Linked DNA regions of Homo sapiens: region 2 is linked to region 1. A link is an interaction called in ENCODE POLR2A ChIA-PET data of the cell type or tissue named here. Cell type or tissue: B cell. All regions are shown on one strand. Links, peaks and the distances in the headings refer to the core of each region. The heading gives the core; the rest is flanking DNA.

Evidence for each region. ChIA-PET counts read pairs that join two places held together with the same protein. Peaks named below come from ENCODE experiments on the same cell type or tissue, not always from the same donor. Only the 100,000 strongest peaks of a DNase experiment are listed, where the experiment ranks them.
Region 2: POLR2A ChIA-PET joins it to region 1 with 6 read pairs; 21 of 35 experiments call an interaction of 5 or more read pairs at or near these places.

What each region holds. Positions count from the first base shown.
Region 1 is chr7:77,405,808-77,408,638 of GRCh38, reverse strand. It overlaps GSAP (gamma-secretase activating protein), which reads left to right. Exons shown (of 31, transcript NM_017439.4): 2 at 2,534-2,610. Among named protein-coding and RNA genes, the nearest start is that of GSAP, 9.1 kb to the left of the region's middle. In B cell, for the core only: no CTCF peak of the experiment used is centred there; no DNase peak of the experiment used is centred there; H3K27ac peaks cover 923 bases.
Region 2 is chr7:77,523,831-77,526,661 of GRCh38, reverse strand. The region is part of intron 2 of LOC124901681 (a long non-coding RNA gene); the gene reads left to right. Among named protein-coding and RNA genes, the nearest start is that of PTPN12, 12 kb to the left of the region's middle. RefSeq lists enhancers at 87-586, 587-1,088. In B cell, for the core only: no CTCF peak of the experiment used is centred there; no DNase peak of the experiment used is centred there.

The DNA of each region.
Region 1 (2,831 bases), core at 283-2,782:
ACCTCCACCTCCTGGGTTCAAGTGATTCTCCTGTCTCAGCCTCCTGAGTAGCTGGGATTACAGGTGTGCACCACCGTGCCCAGCTAATTTTCTGTATTTTTTAGTAGAGATTGGGTTTCACCATGTTGACCAGGCTGCTCTTGAATTCCTGGCCTCAAGTGATCCATCTACCTCAGCCTTCCAAAGTGCTGGGATTACAGGCGTGAGCCACTGTGCCGGCCATAATTTTGGATAACTTTTGAGGAAATTGGGAAAGTACACACTTCTGCCCAATTAGTGATAATTACAATGGTGAATCTACCAGTGTTTAAATCCTTTAACTGTAGAATTAGGAGAAATATCCTAAAATTTTAGAAGAAAGATGGTCAGTTAACTTATAGGTTAAATGTTTTGTGTAAAGAGTCTGTATATCCTTCAGCAAAATAGGGCTTTCATATAGACAAGGACACAAGTTATAAGTTCACAGCTTAGTTAATTTTCACCAAGTGAAACACACTTATGCAACTAAGACTCAGAACAGGAAGGAAAACATTAATGGAACCTCAGAAGTCCTTCATGCTCCTTTCTAACAGTCACTTATCTAACACTGTACATTAGTTGTGCCCATTATTGAAAACTTGTGTATGAATTGAAACATACAATTTGTACCTTCTTTTGGTGGTGGGGAAGGTTCTTTTGCTCAGTTTCACATGTGTTATTGCAGAATATTAATTCATTGTTTTGTACTATTCCACTGTTTGGATATAACACAATTTATTCATTCTTCACTTAATGGATAGTTTGGGTTTCTGGTTTGGGCAATAATGTACCACAGTACTATAGACATTCTTATGTGTCCCTTGCTAAATATATGTATATATTTCTTTTGAAGATATATGTACAAGTGCAGTTGCTGAGTCATGTGTTCAGCTTCACTAGATATTGCCAGTTTTCCAATTTATACTCCCATTAACAATGTATGAGAGTTTCAGTTGCTTCAGATTTTTTTTGCATCACATAATACTAAAACATAATAAGTCAAGGATGCCTGTTACAACTTTTAGTATAACTAATAAAAGAATAGCAAAAACATATAACTGACAATAGGTAATAGAATGAAATAATAAACTTAGAAGAGTAGTAAAACAGGTGAGACACGTAGAAAACAAATAGTAATATGATAAATATCAACCCAATATGTTAGTAATTACATTGAATGTAAAAATGGACTACATATCCCAATTAAAAGATTAAGAATGTCAGATTGGAGGAAAAAATCTCAAGTGGATACTGCTTATAAAACATATCTTCAATATAAGGACACAGGAAGATTAATAACAGAAAGTTATGCAAGCACTAACCAAGCTGATGTAGTTATACTAATATCAGACAAAGTAGACCTTAAAGTAAAAATAATTATTAGAAATAAAGGACATTGTATAATGAATAAAGGGTTGCTAATCCAGCTCCTATATTAAAAACTTATGTGTAATTTTTCAGACCCAACTATGTGCAGTTACAAAGACTTTATCTGACAGGCCTTATGGGAGAAAGCTGCCCTCCCCAAATCCGACTTGGTGTGTGGTCAATGCCCTGTAGTCCCTGAAATGAGTTGTGCCTGTGATTCAGGCCCCGCTGGCCAGCCATACTCTTACAGATAGCTGCATCCCTAGCCCGGGTTCTTCATTTAGAGGCCTCTTTATCAGAGGCCTTTAGCAGAGACCTTTCTCAGGTGCCTCTAAACCACCAAAACCGCCTTAGCAGCGGGGAGAGGGGAGCTTCGAAGACTGTTTTTTCTCTACTCCAGTGAAATACTTTTCCACTCCTAGCTCTTCTCCCTCTCCCTACCCTCGGCTCCTGTATCCGTGATCCTGCAGGAACCTTTTTGGGAGGGTCCCTCGATAGTGAAGAGAGCTCCATATCTGTGCTGATTCACCTGACCCTTGGCTAATGGCACCATTCCATGGGGAGAAAATAGACCAGGGACATTAGCACTTTCTCTTGTTTAGCCTCTTGCTTTATAGCATCACAGTAAGTGATTAAAAGCTTGACTGTTAAAAAGTTAATATTAACTTTTTAATCTTGTTTTAATTGAGTACTCAGACACCTGGCAGCTCAGCTTAGAGCCTAACAGTGGTTAATCTACAGGAGGCTATAACAATTCCAAATTCGTATGCCCTTAATGATATATCCTCAAAATGCATAAAGCAAAAACTAATAGATACTTGAAATTTATTGTATAACATTCACACAGAAAAGAGTGTATACAGTTCAGTGAGTTATTGCAGAGTATATCAGTATACCCAAAACATTTAACATTACCAACACGTAACAAGGCTCACTTGAGATACCTCTCAATGACTATGGCTTTCTCCTTCCTTAAAGGTTACTACTGTTTGTACTTCTAATAAAAGAGATTCGTTTTGCCTGTTTTTAAGTTTTATATAATAGAATTATTAGTATATATTTATATTTGGCTTCCTTCACTAATATATTGGTTAGATATGTTTTTAACCATCTTCTGCTGAGTATTAACCTCCTATTATCATTTCAGATGTTTTAGAAAACGATTATGAGAGCTTACATGTATTAAATGTTGAAAGAAATGGAAATATTATTTATACCTATAAGGTATGTCTATATTCTTTTTTATTGTGGTAAGATGTAAAATTTACTGTTTTTAATCATTTATATTCTCTTTTTACAGAATTCTATACTGTATCTTATTGAAGGGTAATGAATAAACTTGTTGGCATTTAATCTTAACATATGACTTTGTGTGTGTGAGACTGAATAAAGTGATTGAAATTTAGTAGTATTAGGCTGGGCATGGTGGCTCACAATTGTAATTC
Region 2 (2,831 bases), core at 214-2,713, 120 kb before region 1:
TTATTTAGCCTATAGTCAAACAAATAATTGGTGTCGTTAGCAGCTATACAAGTCTAAACTAAAATCTATAGAGGGAAATTTCATTTCCAAGAATTGCTGTAATATTATGCAAAAATCTTCTAATGCCCATAGAATTCTAGAAGGCACCTAATGTGCATATTATATGTCATCATTTGATGGTTACCTTACCTTGTCAGTGAATATCACATTTCTTTTATTTATTTATTTATTTTGAGATGGAGTCTCACTCTGTCACCCAGGCTGGAGTGCAGTGGCATGATCTCGGCTCACTGCAAGCTCTGCCTCCCGGGTTCACGCCATTCTCCTGCCTCAGCCTCCCGAGTAGCTGGGACTACAGGCGCCTGCCGATTTTTTAGTTATATTCAAGTTCATTCAGTAGTTGAAACTTTGGTTTTTGTTTTGTTTTAAGACAGGGTCTCTCACTCTGTCACCCAGGTTGGAATGCAGTGACACAGTCATGGCTCACTGCAGCCTTGACCTCTGGGACTCAAGTGATCCACCCACCTCAGCCTCCCGAGTATCCAAGACCACAGGCACACGCCACCACACCCAGCTAATTTTTGTATTTTTTGTAGAGAGTTTCGCCACGTTGCCTAGGCTGGCTTCAAACTCCTGAGCTCAAGCAATCTGCCTGCCTTGGCCTCCCAAAGTGCTGAGATGACAGGCATGAGCCACTGCACCTGGCTCAGTAGTTGAAAATTTGTTAAAAGGTATTTACTGTTAATAGCTAGTTACGATTAGTCTTAGTTTTCAATTAGCAAGCATTTTATGGTTTTAAAATTGTTTTTAATTTCCATTTAATATGCTCTACCAGTTACTTTTTAAAAGTATACTTTTAAAATAGTTTATTTTAAACTTTAGGGCATATCCTTTTTTTTTTTTTTTTCAAAGAAATTAACTATGTAATTTATCAAGGCAATCATCAACTGCCCTTTCCTTGTCAATTTTTAAATAGTTCCATTATTTCAAAATTCTGGTGAAATATTTATTTATATCTTTCTTCAGTAGTAAGTTGTCTCCTAGAGATATTTCATTTCTTTTTCTAGCTGAATGTTTGGTATTTAATATTTCTTCAGTAGATTTCAATTTGCTATCTTTCTGTAGTTCTCACTGAGTGATCTTTCTGTTGTGTTACATGAATACTATTTTTAAGTATATTCATAATATTTCACAAATCCAGTATCATGTGTCATACAGATGAGTCTAGGCAGTGGTTTTATTTCTAATGAGCAATTTGTGAGACATACTATTAATCATGCAATACCTTTAACAGTTGAACTTTTTAATTGTGGGTTTGTGTGTGCGAGGGAGATATTTATGATTTCTACTAAAGCCCTCAAAGCTGCTCAGACAGCCCTTTTGTCCATTTTTGGTCAGCTCCCATGGCTTTATCACTCGCTTCAAGCCCTACACCCTGCTTCTTCATTCTTAGAAAAATGGAGTTATCAAGTTTTAACTCAGTTTCTCCTTTCCAAGTGAAATTGGGAAATCACAAATTTACCCCTATAACTTACTCATTTCTCTCCACTATTAGGATTCTGTTGACCCTCTCTACCCTTTTATGTCTCTTCCTACTCTTGCTGTACAAATATCTCCTCTCCTTTATTGTCAGTCTTTTCCCCTTCAGTGACTCTCCTTATCCTACAAAATGCTCAAGACTCCCACAAACTACTGCCCATCTCATGCAACCCACAACAGTCTGACTACTGGCACATATCTCCTAAAGGACTTCCTACTTGCCAAATCTCATGACCTCTTAGTGTACATCCTTCTTAACCCTTGTGCAGCATTTGACCCTTTTCAGTGAATACCATTCCTTCTTGAAATTCTCCCTTTCCTTAGTTTGTTTTAATTGAAGTGAAATTTATATAATATGTAATTAATCATTTTAAAGTTAACAATTCAGTGGCATTTAGTACATTCACAATATTGTGCAACTACCACATCTATCTAGTTCTAAGACATTTTCGTGTCCCCAAAAGAAAGCCCTATTCCCATTAAACAGTTACTCCCTACTCCTTCCTCCCCTAACATCCTGGCAATCACCAATCTGCATTCTGTCTATATGGATTTACCTATTCTGTATATTTCATATAAAAATGGAATCATATATAATAGTATGTGGCCTCTTGTGTCTGGCTTCTTTCACTTGCATAATGTTTTGTTTCAAATCTTAATATTTTCATATTTGCCTCAGATTTTCAGTAAGAAAACAGTATGGATAGAGTTGAGATGCCTATAGAGTCCTTCCTTTCTCTCCCCAGAAATAACCATTATCTTGTATTTAGAATTTTTATTGTTCCAGTGCATGTATAACTTTATGCTGAGTAGTATCTTGCCTTTAAAAAAATTCTGGTAAAATCACATAACAAAATTTACTATCTTAACCATTTTTAAGTGTTCATTAGTGTTAAATATATTTGCATTGTTGTGCAACAGATCTCCAGAAACTTTTCATCTTGCAAAACTGAATATGTATACTCATTAAACAATGTTCCTTGATTTCCCTGTCCTTCTAGCTCCCAGTAACTACCATTCTACTTTGTTTCTATGAATATAACTATTTTAGATACCTCATACAGGTGGGCTCACATTTATTTGTCTTTTTGTGACTGGCTAATTTCATTTAGTGTAATGTCTTGAAGGTTCATCCATGTTATAGCGTATGAAAGGATTTTCTGCCTTTTTAAAGCTGAATAATATTGCATTATAAGTATATACTACATTTTGTTTATTCTTTCATCCATTGATGGACTTTTGGGCAGTGTTCACTTTTGAGGAGTTGTGAATAGTGTTCCTATGATCATGGT